Regions from separate parts of the Homo sapiens genome. Here region 2 is linked to region 1. Evidence: read pairs that join two places in POLR2A ChIA-PET (ENCODE). Cell type or tissue: PC-9. All regions are shown on one strand.

What was found. ChIA-PET counts read pairs that join two places held together with the same protein. Peaks named below come from ENCODE experiments on the same cell type or tissue, not always from the same donor. Only the 100,000 strongest peaks of a DNase experiment are listed, where the experiment ranks them.
Region 2: POLR2A ChIA-PET joins it to region 1 with 20 read pairs; 3 of 35 experiments call an interaction of 5 or more read pairs at or near these places.

The regions. Positions count from the first base shown.
Region 1 is chr6:38,091,590-38,099,589 of GRCh38, forward strand. The region is part of intron 4 of ZFAND3 (zinc finger AN1-type containing 3); the gene reads left to right. Among named protein-coding and RNA genes, the nearest start is that of ZFAND3, 280 kb to the left of the region's middle. In PC-9, no CTCF peak of the experiment used is centred here; a DNase peak (open chromatin) is centred at 3,682; H3K27ac peaks cover 353 bases.
Region 2 is chr6:37,904,954-37,912,953 of GRCh38, forward strand. The region is part of intron 1 of ZFAND3 (zinc finger AN1-type containing 3); the gene reads left to right. Among named protein-coding and RNA genes, the nearest start is that of ZFAND3, 89 kb to the left of the region's middle. RefSeq lists a silencer at 6,850-6,899. In PC-9, no CTCF peak of the experiment used is centred here; no DNase peak of the experiment used is centred here.

The sequences.
Region 1 (8,000 bases):
GCCTTCCCAAAGCAGTCTTACCAGAAGGAGTGGGATAGAACAGCCACAAAGCAACATTATAAATCGTCTGAGCCTTGCAATGATACTGCCCATTAAGGAGCCTTTTTTTTTTTTTTTTGCCCCACTCAGTTCCTGGCTCTACTAATAGAACAGCGCATCAAGCAAGGCTGTAAATAAAAGTTATTACATAATAGGTGGGTGCCGAAGTGGAACAGACGGAGCTGAGGCATGGAGGCCTTATTACTGCTCATCAGCAATTATAAACAGGATAAAGTGTCTGGGACTTGCGCTGATGCAGCGAGGGCTAATAGAGGCTGGGGATGACACTGGGCAATGATAGGATGATGTATGCTGATGGGTTTTACTGCCTCATCTTGCTGCTAGCTTCCAAGACAAGTTGTATTCTCTGTTTTCCTGCTTGCTCATCTGTCTGAAGAGATGGTCCCATTGCCTCTCCCGCCAGCAGGTGGGCTGGCATTTATTCCTCATACCTGTGTCTGCTTCCAAGGCACCCCCCTCGAGAAGGATCTTCAGAAATATTTCATAATCATGGCCGATTAAAGTTGTAATCTTATTGTATAGTCTGCCATCATAGTTACAGATCACACCCTCAGAAGGAGTTGCTTATGTGGATTATAGCACCAGCTGAGACACTGTGGTTAGGCAGCCAGTCCAGCACTTTACTAAAAGACTGCTGTGACAGAGTCCTGTAGTAGATTCTGTAGGAACATGCAAAAGAAGTGATAAATGTGTATCTTGCCCCTGGGAGCTTACACCATAGAGAGAATAAGTACAGAAACAAGTACAACTAATTCCAGCTTTTGCGAGCAAGAGATGTAACTTATGTTTATTTCAAAAAGTGAAGAACAGGAAGATAGATTATGCCAATCATTAGGAGCAAATATAGTACTAATGTTGTATTTTTCTTTTCAAGAATTATCTTCCTCGTGAAATGCTTAGAATTCACTTTAGAGTCATGGGGAATGATGAAGGGATACTAGAATGTGGAGGGAAAGTCTAGGAGTAGGACTGTGTTTTCCAGTGAATGGAAAACTTCAAATGTGACTTGGCAATGCTTTTGAGTAGCACATGAGCACCTAGTACTTGGAAAAACTGAGATACAGCTCTGTTCAACTTCGAGTGCTCAACTTCACTAAATCACAGTAATGAGACCTTTGAGATAGGAGAAATCTGTAACGGAGCCACAGAAGAATACTTTTTGGAAAGGGCTTTCCGGTTTGATCCAGGAGTTTATCAGCATTCTGGTACTTCATGTATTTGTCATTTGTGCCTTTAAGTAAATACACATCTTTATGTGTAGTACCCTCAAAACTAACCTATCAGGAGACTTCCTACTGTTAGAGATATTGTAGTTTTTCTCTGATGCCTTAAGGTGTGCCTAGGTGTATCTCAGTTTTGAAGAAGCCTAATACATGCTAATCCCAGTAGTATAAGCTACATAAACTAAGAATTAATGTTATAGGAGGATCCTTCAGTCTATAAAATGCCTTGCCATTGGGTTAATGTAAATAGGTTTTTCCTTTTGCATATAAAGTAATACTTGACTTGCCAAAAAAACCAGTTCCTACTGATTTATTCAGGAATGTTCTGTGGGTAGTGGCCAGTGGAATAGAGAAAGAGAGATAAATCTGATTAAGATATGTTTGAAAAGAGTAATTGACAGGATTTGATGGCTGATTAGAGTTGGCTGAAGAAAGACTGCAAAGTATAAATCTGGAGAACTGAGGGAAGAAAGATGTAACTGACAGGGAAGGAGTAGGAAGAAAACTTGATTGAAACTATTTTCAGTTTCTGATGAGTTAAATTATTATAGTCCTATAGAAAATTATAAATATGAGCCTGTTTTAGAAATTGCTAATTTAGAAACAATGATTAAAACTGTGCAAATGAATAAAGAAGAAGAATGGGGGGTAAGGACTGTGTTTCAGGGCAGGAAAGAGAAAGAGGAGCCAGTGAGTTAAGGAAGCTAAAGAAAGGAGAAAGCTTCCCACAGGATCATGAAAGATGCATGAGAAGAGGGATCAGGAAATGTGAGGACTAAGGAAAGCTATGGCCATGGCTAGCAGAAGATCACTGGAAAACCTGAACGAAGTTTGTGTAATGTGTGGGAAACGAAAGCCTGAAATCATTAAAGAGGGCCTTGATAACAAGGAAATAAAGGCAGCAGACAGAAATCATTCATTATGGAGTTAATTGAACCATTAAAAACTAGCAAATAGTGGTGGTTGGAGGGAGAGACAGGGTCGGGCATTTTTTGGTGTGGAGGTGGTTAAAATAGTGAACTATTTTGCCCCTACTAAAATACAAAGAAAAGGGATCCAGGAAGAGAAATAGAAAAGATTAGAGGAGAAATGGAAGAGGCATACAAGCAAGACTCAGCAGAGGCAGAAACCCAGAAGGGTTATTTCTATCTAAGAGTGTAAGGAAGGACATACAGTCAGAGATTTTCTCAGTAAATGAGTAGATAGTTAGCTGAGACAAGATGAACTAGGGAGTTTCTCCTAGAAAAGGTGGTCGCCGTGTTCTGATTAAAGGAAAAAATAATACCATAAGTTGTAAGTAGCAGCAGAGAGCTGAGGGTATAAGGAAGGAACTATTGTGGACTGAGGAGGGAAGATAGCATCTACAAGTAGTAGCTAATTCAAGCTGTCATTAAGTAGTTTAAGTTTATAGTGGGCCAAAGTAACACTTTCCATGGGTACTGCATTTAATCCAGAAGAAAAAAAAAAAGCAAAGGGGAACAAGTGGTGCTCTCTTTGTTTTTTAATAAGATTTCATTTTTATAAAAGTAACATATGGTAACACACCATATCACAGAATAGCTTAGAAAAGAAAGTAATAACTTGGATATGATCCTACTCCACAAAGCTGACCAGTGTTTCTCTCTTGACAGTTTTAGTACCTTTGTTCTGTAGGTTACCTTGTAATTATGAGAGGAAAATAATGCTTAAAGTCCTCCTTTTTGAGATGTCAACTGGCATGAAATAGGAAGATTTAGCTTATACTATTCCTCATCCCAGTGTTTGCTATTTTATTGTTGATTTTCATTCTTTCCTGATCCATCAACTTTCAGCATCATCTCTTAATGAGGATATTAATACATCTGATTGGAAATACTTATTCATCATATCTTCGGTCGGCTACACTTGTAATTTTTATATGTCATGGTTGTTAGTTAATACAGGTTGAGTATCCCTTTATCCAAACTGCTGGGGTCCAGAAGCGTTTCAGGTTTCAGATTTTTTAATATTTGCATTATACTTACTGGTTGATCATCCCAAATCTGAGAATCCCAAATCTGAAATACTCCAATGAGCATTTCCTTTGAGCACCATGTTCCAGAGCTCAACATTTTGTAGCATTTTGGATTTCAGATTTGAGGATTAGGGATACTCAACCTGTATTTACAGTCAGGCTGTAACCAGAAGCAAATCCTCCATGTATGTTCATAGGTTGTTCCTAAAAAATTGAAAGCCCAATATATGACATTTACATTATTATGACTCTGTAAACGTTCCCTGTCAGGCCACCGTGATACATGCTAAGAATATATTTCTTTTTCTATGGGTCTAATGAAAACAGTTAATGGTGAACTATTTAGAAAGCAAGCTTTCATTTACTTTTCAGGGCTAGCATCTGTGAGCCATTGCATAAGAATCTCTGAGCCATGGAAAAAGAATGTTACTACAGCAAAGCCAAATTGATCCTTTATTATATTCCATCAGTTGCTCAAAAATCATGCCACATCTTAGTTTGCCTTATATTTGCATTATAGCTTTTTAATACAGGTCCCCCCACCCCTGGCATTTATAATTGCCTTTCTTTTTTTTTCTACAGTATTTGGTTTTACGTCACCACTTACTTCCTAACTCTGTATTTACACCTTTCACCTGAAACCTTTTTCCTAGCGCCTACCGGTCTTTCCTCTCCAATCTGAACTAGATTCTGTAAGCCCGCGGTGACATCCTAGAATTTCCTTTCACTGCTCAAGCTTTTATTCTCTCATTTTTCCAAATACACCCCCAAGTTAGTGCCTAAAAGAAGCAGTGTTAGAGTTCCTGCATATCTGAAAATTTTTTTCTGCTTCCATTATGTTGGAAAATTTGAGTAACAATTCTCGGATGAAAGTCATTGCTTCAGCCAGACACGGTGGCTCATACCTGTAATTCCCAGCACTTTGGGAGGTGGAGGTGGGTGGATTGCTTGAGCCCAGGAATTGGAGACCAGCCTGGGCAACATGGTGAGGCTTTGTGTCTACAATCAATACAGAAAATTAGCCAGGCATAGTGGTGCGCACCTGTGGTCCCAGCTACTTGGGAAACTGAAGTATGAGGATCACCTGAGCCCAGGAGGTCGTGGCTACAGCGAGCCATGATTGCACCACTGCACTCCAGCCTGGGCAACAGAGCTGAGATGCTGTTTCAAAAAAAAAAGTAATTGCATTCTTGTCTTCTAGTATTCCATGTTACTACTAAGAAGTCAGATGCCACTGATTATCATTTTTATGAGTAATATACCTGGATTTTTTTCACTTTTAGAACTCATTAGGGTTTTGTTGTTGTTGTCCCCCCCAACCCCCCGAGACAGAGTCTTGCTGTGTCACTCAGGCTGGAGTGCAGTGGTGTGATCTTGGCTCACTGCAACCTCCGCCTCTCGGGTTTAAGCGATTCTCCTGCCTGAGCCTCCCAAGTAGCTGGGATTACAGGCACCTGCCACCACATCGGGCTAACTTTTGTATTTTTAGTAGAGGCGGGGTTTCACCATATTGGCCAGGCTGATCTCGAACTCCTGACCTTGTGATCCACCCGCCTCAGCCACCCAAAGTGCTGGGATTACAGGCGTGAGCCACTGTGCCCAGCCAGGGTTGTGTTTTTATAAGCTTAGTGTTCTAAAATTTGTAGTGAAGTGTGTATTAGGCATCCCTTTTTTCCATTCAAGATGCGAATACTTGCTAGGTCCCTTAGATCTGAAGACTGATGCCCTTCTTCAGCGCTGGAACTCTTTTATTTTCCCCTATCAACTTTGTGGGGGTTTTTTTGTTTTGTTTTGTTTTTCTGGGATGCTTATAATTTAGATGTTGGAAGTGCTATTTTGATAATCTTTCTCTAATTCTTTTCTCAGAGTCTTCATTTCCTGTTTTCTGGATGATTCTGTTGACTTTGTCTTCTGACCCTTTTATTTCAACAATCATACTTTGAGCTCACTTTTGTTCTCTGAAGATTTTTTTTCGTAATGTTCTTTCCTTATTTATGTATATAATAATTCCATGGTAATGTCTTCTAAGCATATTCATTAGCGGTTAGATTTGTCATTGTGCTCTTCTGTTTTCTGAATTACCAGTAATTACCTTGAGACCGGGTTTTCTGTTTATCTTGGTCTTCTTCATGCTCTAATTCTCCTCATTTACCTGGCAAAGCTTGGTTTTCTGTTGACTTTTAAGAAAGAGGCTGTGGATGAGTGGGGAAGATAGGACTGTTTTGGTTTTTGAGAGTCTCACTCTATTCACCTAGTCTGGAGTGCAGTGGCGTGATCACCGCTCACTGCAGCCTTGACCTCCTGGGCTCAAACGATCCTCCTACCTCAGCCTCCTGAGTAGCTGGAACCACAGTCCTGCACCAGCACACCCGGTTAATTTTTCATTTTTTTTTTTTTTTTTTTTAAGAGACGGAGTCTCGCTTGTTGTCCAGGTTGGTCTTGAACTTTTGCTCTCAAGTGATCCTCCTACCTCTGCCACCCAAAGTGCTAGAATTACAGGTGTGAGCCACCGCACCCAGCCTAGGACTGTTTTCTACTATATCTCTTTGTTATGTGAGAATTTTTACTGGGGGCTGTGTGTGGGAAGCAGTGAGTATAGGTATTAACTGGCAGAATTAGTGGTAAGGAGGTTGAGAACCTGCTGTTAGGCTTTCAAATTCAGGAGGAGAATTCGACTATAAGGGACCATAGAAACAGCTTTGCCTAGACAGATCATCCAGTTGCTTTGAAGAAGAGCTGTCTAGATTTTTGCCAGGTAAACGTGGGCTGGCTGCCATAAAGTTATTATGAAGGAAGTGAGATAATTTATCTAAAGCACCTCACCTAGCATGATGCCTAGTAAATGCTCAGTAGATAATAGAGATGTAGACAGATGGTACCTGACAATCTTGAATGAAATGAGACTGAAGAGAAACTTGAGGGAGTGTAGAGGAAAGTGAGAAAGAACTTAGAGATGGAATCAGAAGCTGATAATAAGCACCTGAGGCCAGTCAGATTGGAGAATGCAGACATGGAAAGGAGGTAGAAGTCAGTGGAGATAGGGAAGGAGGGAGAGCCATAGCAGCCCTTGTTTGAACAGGTGAGCGCTGTGAATGACAGGAAGCTCAGAAAGCCCCTTTGTCCTTTCTTAAGAAAATTGAGAATTATAATTGGGAAAATCAGACTTCCTTTTTTGTTGTATTGCTTTTTTCTAGCCTGGCCCCACCCCGCTTTTTGAGATAGGGTCTCACTCTGTTGCCCAGGCTGGATACAGCAGTACCATCACAGCTCACTATAACTTTGACCTGTTGGGCTTGAGTGATTCTCCCACCTCAGCCTCCCGAGTAGCTTAGGACTACAAGCGTGTAGTTGTCTCACTGCAATCCCTGCCTCTTGGGTTCAAGCAATTCTTCTGCCTCAGCCTCTGGAGTAGCTGGAACTACAGGTGCATGCCACCGTCCCCGGCTAATTTTTGTATTTTTAGTAGAGACAGGGTTTTTTCACCATGTTGGCCAGGCTGGTCTCCAACTCCTGACCTCAGGTGATCCACCAGCCTTGGTCTCCCAAAGTTGTGGGATTACAGGCATGAGCCACAGTGCCTGGCCAGAAGTTTAACTTCTAAATGAATGTTGTAAGAAAATGAAAACAGTATTGCCCATCTTTTTTTTTTTTTTGAGACAGAGTCTCGCTCTGTTGCCCAGGCTGGAGTGCAGTGGCACGATCTTGGCTCACTGCAACCTCTGCCTCCCAGGTTCAGGTGATTCTCCTGCCTCAGCCTCCCAAGTAGCTGGGATTACAGGTGTGTGCCACAATGCCTGGCTAATTTTTTTTTATTTTTAGTAGAGACAGGCGTTTCACTGTGTTAGCCAGGATGGTCTCGATCTCCTGACATCGTGATCCGCCTGCCTTGGCCTCCCAAAGTGCTAGGATTACAGGCATGAGCCACCGAGCCCGGCCTATCTTAAACACAGTTAAAGTAAGTCCTCACTTAACATTGTTAATTGGTTCTTGGAAACTTTGTCTTCAATACATATATATATGTGGTTTTTGTTTTTTGTTTTTTGTTTTTGTTTTTGTTTTGGTAGAGATGGGGTTGCTCAGGCTAGTTCAAACTCCTGGTCTAGGCCTTGGAAGTTAAATATTTCCGTATGTATTGGTGGAAAGTAATTCTTAACAGAGATTTCACAAGCTTGCCTTTTAAAAACATAAATATTCCTATTTCCTGAGGTCTCTAAGCTTTTATACTAACAACTGAGAACTCTTCTTTCTAGGGCACATCACAATTTAGGGGCCACAGAGGGTTAATAGTTTCTTGCGATTAAAATCTGGGTAAGAAAGACTGGCTGTTGCATCCAAACCAACAACATGAGAAGATACTTTAGCCAATAAATTCACTGGTTTATGATTAAAAATCAGACAGTTTAACCTTGGAGGCATTTTTGTCATGGGGGACTTAATATTGTGATTAGTTATCTGAACAGCCAAGTGCCTCTGTGGGTTCAGTTAACCAGCCTCCCACTATATATGTATAATTATTTCTAGTGCATACACATACTCTGCCATAAAAGCTTATTTGGCCTTATGCACCCCGTCATTCTGAATTCTCTGTTTCATTACCAGTATCCACCCACAGAGTTTCAGAAAGCCATTCCCAAATAGCAGAACCACAACTCAGAATTTTAAATAAACTACACCTCCATTAGCTCAATAGGACAGGGGAATTAGTTACATGCTATGCATTTCCC
Region 2 (8,000 bases), 190 kb before region 1:
CATTTATGTGTATGAGCAGTTGGAATTGATCACTAAAATATTTCTTAAAGGTAATATAAGTACAATTTGGTATGTTGAGTATCATGAATGAATCAATGCAAAGATTCAAGTATCTTTGGGTAGAATCATGTCCTTTGAAATGTCAGTGTACAGTAAAAAGGTCTGACATCATAACTAGATTATAAATCCTATACTCTTGTACTCCAAAGTCAGTATAGTTGGACTGGCTTGTATGTCCTGTTTGACAAAATATAAATTTTACTTTCCTGTGGCAATTCCCAAACTGGGCTGACCACTTGGACTTTTAAGAAAATGTAAGCACTCTTGGGCATTGACCCAACGATTTTCATTCACTAGATCCTGGGGTGGGGCCTAGGAATCTGTGTTTTTTAATAATTTCCTTTCTGTAGGTGTTTACATATAGTCAGTTTCTCTGCTACCCACCTTTCATGATATACTTTGAAATTTGGTGACAATCACCTTGGACCTTTTGGGTTCTCTGGAAATGGTAACCAGTAAGGTAATTAATAATTAATATCTTATACTGGTAGAGGGAAAGAAATGCTAACATGTGTCATACTAAAGATCTTTTAGGACTAGTGCTGACTTTCTGTTCATATATTTCACTGGAAAGCTATTGTCAGGACATTTTGCGGAAGGTGTTTTTTAAAATGTGGCATATTCATAGAGTTGTATTGCTGGAAGTTACCTTAGAAATCATTTAGCTTATTCCCTTTTATATTTGAGTTAATCTTAAAAATGTTAGGGTTAGGGTGTACCACTTATTAGTTAAGTTGCCTCATTTCTCTTAGCCATGGTTTCTTAAGCATAAGATGGGAATGATAATACCTACCTACCTTATAGTTTTTTTTAAGGATTTAACTGAAATTCAAAAAAAGTTGCTAGCATACATCTTGTTTGTAGCAGTGTAGCAAGTGTTCAGTAAATGTTTAATATTTTGACATACCTATAATATGATCTATGGTATACATAAAAGCCAAAAGAGGTAGAAAAAGTTATAGTAATTAAGTTCAAGTTAAAAATGTTGTACACCCACAGGCAGAGTTTTATTTTTAAATTATGGTATAATACTTACACAATACACCATTTTAAACCATTTTAACCATTTTTAAGTAAATCATTCAGTGGTGTTTAGTACAGTCAGTGTTATGCAGTCATCACTGTCTAGTTTGAGAACATTCTTATTACCCCAAAAGGAAACCTGTACCCATTGAGGAGCCACTTCCTATTCTTTTCTCTGTATCCGCTTGCAGCCACTAATCTATTTTTTGTCTTTATGGATTTGTTTATTCAGTCTCTTTCATATGAGTGAAATAATAAAAAATGACTTTTCACTGTATAATGTTTTCAGGGCTTATCCGTGTTGTTGTGTGTATCTTACTGCATAACTTCCATTTTTTTTAAATGACCGAATAACATTCCATTGTATGGATATAACAGCCTTGTTTATCCAGTAATCAGTTGATAGACATTTAGGTCCCTTCCACCTTTTGGCTGTGTGAGTGGAGCTGCCACGAACATGCATGTATAAGTTTTTGTTTGAACACCTATTTTCACTTTTTGGGTATACACGTGGGTGTGGAATTGCTAGGTCTTGTGGTAATTCTATGTTTAACTTACTGAGGAAGTCCAAACTGTTTTCCACAGTGGCTGCACCATTTTACACTCCATTAGCAATGTATGAGGGTTCCAGTTTCTCCACATACTGGCCAACACTTACTTTCTGTTTTTTTTTTTTTTAATTAAATTTTATAGCCACCCTAGTGTATCTTATTGTGGTTTTGATTTGCATTTTGCTGATGGCTAATGACAGGCATCTTTACCTGTGATTTTTGACCATTCGTATATCTTCTTTGAAGAAATGGCTGTTCAAGTGCTTTGCCCACTGTTTAATTGGGTTGTCTTTTTGTTGTTGAAAGCAGTCTTTTGATTATGAAATTAATTTATGTATTCTTCTCTAGGGAGCTTATTTGGAAATATATACTTGGTAATATAAAAATTTATTTCGGAATATAAAATAAAGGACTGGACTTCATTACTTTTTAAGTAAACTTTTATTGGATGCTTCCTTTTAATGTATTTTTTTTTGTAGAAATGAAATTGTTTTAATTTTATAGCTTAGCCTGATGCCTGATTCCATGCTTGCACTGACTCTCTGTCTGCACTAACAAATTATCAGATTTATTCCTTTCCAAAATATCATTGATTTTTTTTCAGATCATAGAATATTCCTCTCCCAACTTTTTTGTTGACAGCTTTACTGAGGTGTAATTTACATGCCATAAAATACACCCATTCTAACTGTACGTAGTTCAGTGATTTTTAGTCAACTTAACAGCATTGTACCACAGTTAACACAATGCAATATTATAGCATTTCTATCATTCTGAAAAGTTTTCCTCAGACCTTTTGGAAGTCATTTTCTGTTCGCGCCCCTTGGTGAACACTGATGCTTTCTGTTACTCTTGATTTGCCTTTTCTGAGTATTTCACATAAATGGAATCATAATGTATAGTCTTTTGTGACTAGCTTCTCTCACTGAACGTGTTTTTGTGGTTCATCTGTGTTGTCGCATGTATCTGTAGTTCTATTTTTTATTACTGAGTAGTATTTCATTCTGTGGATAATACCACATTGTGTTTATTCATTCACTAGTTGATGGGGATTTGGATCATTTCTAGTTTTTGACTATTATGCATAATGAACATTCAAGTACAAGTCTTTGTGAGGACATCCTCTTTCAACTTTTTATTTTGAAAAATTTAAACCCCACAGAAAGATTGAAGTAAGTAGTATAGCAAACACCTATTTACTCTTCACCTAGATTGACTATTAACATTTGCCTGCTGTTCTTTGCCTTTTTCTATAAATATACCTTTTCCAGAACCATTTGTAGATATTATACTTTATCTCTTATGTATTTCAGCATGAATTTCCTAAGAATGAGAACATTCACATACATAACCACGATTTTATCACACTTAAGAAAATTAGCAGTAATCTCATGTCAGCTACTTTATAGTCCATATTGAAACTTGTCCCAAAAATGTCTTCTGTAGTTCCCACCCCGCCGTTTCTAATGTAACATCCCCAAATGATTTATGAATCGCAGTTGGTTTGATATTTCTCTTAGTCTGTCTTAATCTAGAATGGTTCCCCTTCTTTTTGTTTGTCCTGTCAGTGAGGTTTGGAAGAATACAAGCCTTCCACATTTTAGATCTGTCTCATTGTTTTTAATGATTTGTTTTAGGTTAAACATTTTGACAAGGATTCTTAATTTTAAGGTGAAGTTGTGTACATTTTAGCACACCAGTGATAAAGTGAAAAAGTGAGTTATAGCACAGATCTAAAAATACCTTAAATGCTTTATTTTAATGTAAAACGTAAATGTACATTGCCATTAGTGTGAACATAATGTCAAGTTCTCCCCTTGTGTAGAAAAGTTTGATCACATGTGCCATGCTGGTGCGCTGCACCCACTAACGTGTCATCTAGCATTAGGTATATACTAACCTGCACAATGTGCACATGTACCCTAAAACTTAAAGTATAATTAAAAAAAAAAATTAAAAAAAAAAAAAAAAAGAAAAAAAAGAAAATAATTAGGGAGCTTCCTGATAGCTTAACACATGGAGGTTCCTGGAGAGTGGCCCACTCAGGAAGGCTTGGAAGCTCCCAGCACCTTCCCCACTACCTTGCCCTACACATCTCTTCATCTGTATCCTTTGCAATATCCTTTATAATAAACAAGTAAACTTAATTTTCAAAGAAAAAAAAAAAAAAAAAGAAAAGTTTGATCACTTGCTTAGAGGTACTGAATGCCAGATTCTAAAGGAATGACTTTCTCTTTGTATTAAGTAATTTGTAGGATGAAACTTTGAAACCGTATGGGATCTTGTTTGTCAGTAACCTTTTACCTGATTGTTTCAGGGTCCTTGAAATAATTATTACATTGGGAGAATGCTTTAAAAAATAATTTCATAAGTTGTGTATTAGTTGAAGACATTTGACATTGTCTCCTTAGGTTTCTGTACTTGGGTAAATATACCCCAGATGTCTCATTGACTTGTTACATTGTATTTTATGCTTAACTCTTTCAGAGAGAAATTTACTTATGAATTTGTTATGGTAGTAAGTGTGGAGATGGATTTTGTTTTAGAAGTTGCTTTTGATTTTACATTGATAACTCGATTGCACTTTAGCACTCAGCAAGATGATAGAGAAATTAATGGAATCCATTAAGAGGGAAGACTTTCTAAATAGATGTTCACCTGACAAAACGAGATTTTTTTTCTTTTTTTCTTTTTTTTTTTTTTCTTTTTTGAGACGGAGTCTTGCTCTGTCGCACAGGCTGGAGTGCAGTGGTACGATCTTAGCTCACTGCATCCTCCGCCTCCCAGGTTCAAGTGAGTCTCCTGCCTCAGCCTCCCTAGTAGCTGGGACTACAGATGTGCGCCACCATGCCCAGCTAATTTTTGTATTTTTAGTAGAGTCGGGGTTTTGCCATGTTGGCTAGGCTCCTCTTGAACTCCTTACCTCAGGTGATCCACCTGCCCTTGGCCTCTCAAAGTGCTGGGATTACAGGCAGGAGCCACTGCGCTCAGCCTAGGTTTATTTCTGAATGTTAAGAATTTTGTTCAGAATTCTTTTTTTTTTTTTTTTTTTGATGTTTTGCTAAAGCTTTTGGTGGAGTTTCCTGTTTTGTCCTCTGCATTTCTGAAATTGCTTATACTATAGTTGTGCTGATTAATCATGGGTAGAATCTCAAAATGTTACATTCAAGCCTGTAAATACTTCCATTTCTTTTCCTGGGAAAAGAGAATACAGCATGTCAATAATATCAGTAATTAATGTGAAGCTCTTTGCTCTATCATTGATTTGTGACTGGCTTACACCAGAACATGGGAAATGTACATCAGAAGTCTCTTATTCAAATTGATAAAACTGATAGGTAAGTAAAAAAATGTGTTAAAGCATGGAATCTTAAAAAGCAACTTGAATGTTTAGTTTAATTTAAAACATAAATTTACATGATTTGCGTTTTTAAATGTAGGTCTAAGGCTTGTTCTTTGCATGTCATCAACTGATTTGAGAGCCATACACTTGTTTCTGCATAAGCCACACAAATAATACATAGTCTGTGATAATTTAGCATAGTAGAATGTGGCCTCTGAGACCAGGCCTCCTGGGCTGCAACCCTTATTCTCTTTTCTTACTAGCATATGAACCAAGGCAAGTTACTTGACAGTTCCTTGCCTCAGTTTCCCCATTTGTAAAATGCAGATAATACCAGTGAGTCAGTAATTGTCAAACACATACTAGTTTAAAATGATTAACTCATTTAATCCTGTTGGTAACTGGCATGTAAGTGCCTAAGTAATTGTTAATTAAGTAATGTCCAGTTTTGGTTTCATTAAGTGACATGAGAGTCTAAATACATTTGTGAAGCAATCTGAAGGTACTCTTTCTAGATTTAAAAAAAATATTTTAATTAAGACTTTTTAAATCTTGCAAATATAAATTGTGTATGTTTATGGTGTACAGCTTGGTGTTTTGATATATGTATACATTGTAATGGCTAAATCAAGCTAATTAACACCTCACACACCTATCATTTTTGGGGGGTGGGAACATTTAAAATCTCTTAGCAATTTTCAAGTATACAATAAATTGTTACTAAGTATAATCACCATACAATTGATTTATTCCTCCTAACTGAAATTTTATGTCCTTTGATGAACATATCCCCAACCCCCCATTCTACTCTCTGCTTCTGTGAGTTGGACTCTTTTACATTCTGCACATAAATGAGATCATGTGGTATTTGTCATTCGGTGTCTGGCTTATTTCACTTAACATGATGTCCTCCAGGTTCATCCAGGTTTTTACAAATGAAAGAATTTCCTTCTCTTTTAAGGCTTAATAGTATTCCGTTGTGTTTATATGTCACATTTTATCCATGCATCCATTAATGGGCACTTAGGTTGATTTCATGTCTTGGCTATTGTGAATAATGCTGCAGTTGAACATGGGAGTGTAGATATCTCTTCAGCATCCTGATTCCATTCCTTTGGATATATACGCAGAAGTGGAATTGCTGGCTCAATTCCACTGGTAGTTCTATTTTTAATTTTAATATACTGTTTTCCATATTGGATGTACTAATTCCAATGAGTAGTATACAAGGGTTCCCTTTTTCCCCCACGTCCTTGCCAACACTTGTTGTTATCTCTTGTCTTTTTGGATCATGGCCATCTAACAGGAGTGAGGTGATAACTATTCCACTGCAGTTTTAATTTGCATTTCTCTGGTGATTATTAATGTTGAATACTTTTTTGTGTACCTGTTAGCTATTTGTATGTCGTCTTTTGGGAAATGTCTATTCAGATCATTTGACCATTTAAAAAATTGGGTTATCTGTTTTCTTGCTATTGAGTTGAGCTCCTTGTATATTTTAGATGTTAAAGAAGTATGGTCATCAGAAGTACGGTTTGCACATATTTCCTTTCATTCTGCAGGTTGTGTCTTTACTCTGTTGACTGTTTCCTTTTCTTTGTATAATCTTTCCAGATTTATGATTTTTATCCATCCCAGTCTTTAAGTTGTCCTGACCATGCTTGGCAGTATGTCTTTTGATCTGTTCAAAGCAGTCAACATAGATTTTATAGAAATAATGCATCCTTTTTGCACTTACTGGTTTGGGTTGTAACTGATTATATTATCTACAGTAACAGAACAGGCATAATTATAAGGCAGATTTGGAAACAGAAACCACTGATTCTTGTTAGACATTCAGTTCAACAGGTGGGAGTGGAGATGAGCTTGTATATTGAAAAATAGCTTTGCTGCCTGAGATGGCATCTGGCAAGCTGTGGTTATGTCATCCTATTTTATGGGGGGCCTCACTAGCATAGGTTACTACAGTCAGTTGAGTAGAGTGTTGCCAAGAAAACTTAATGCTGCTTTCTTTGAAGATGAGTATGATGCAGATTCACCATCTTAGGGTGCCTAATGTAGGTTGGTTGCTATGGATCTGTCTTCTGCCAGTCTTTTATCTGTGTGTGTGTGTGTGTGTGTGTGTGTGTGTGTGTGTGTGTGATGGTGTAGGTAGCATATGTTTGTGAGAGGTGGCAAGTTTTGTGGCTAAGAAGATAGACTGACCTAGGACTATCAAGATCCTCTGAGAACAATTACCTGTGGCTCATCACCAGTCCCCAGCACTGAGGAGGGGGACCATGCACTCTGAGTTGAATTCTGTCAGTCGGATCCTGATCCCAGTGCTTTTTAATACTTCCGCCAGAGTCTTAGATGGTAGCACACAGAGTATGCTCATTAAGATTGTGAAATGGCATCAAATTGAATAGGTGGCTCAATAGAAAACTTGATTAAATTTCAGAATACCTGATGGTTCAGGAAAGTTGGCGAATATACATATGGCATTTAGCTGGATCAGGGCAAGATAATTTTCTTAAGGAAAGTAAATAGTTGTTGAAATTTGGTATGGGAGTAGAGTTTTTGTACTACACATGATAGTACAAAGTATCCCAAAGTGCTGAGAAAAACCAGTTAAATAAGGGTCATTGATAATGCTTTTGTAGTTGGTCCAAGTGTTGTGGGTTATTGTTAAGCTGATAATGCCTTTGCATTCAAAATCATTGATAAGAAGTCATATAATTGGAATGGTGCTTATGGAAATTACAGGGCTTCACTGTACTTAGTATTTCACAGTGTAAGCATATGATAGGGATATCAGAAAGAAATGTTCTGAGTGAGAAAACTGTTTGAAAAACTAGTAAATAGTCCTGTAGATGAATGTTGTAGTAGATACTTAGTTTAGAAATATTAGGAAATTTAGTAATTCTCTTAATAAATTACACAGGTATACCTTACAGATAATGCAGTTTTTGTTCCTGACCACCACAGTATAGCACAAGTTACACAAATTTTTTGGTTTCCGAGTACATATAAAAGTTATGTTT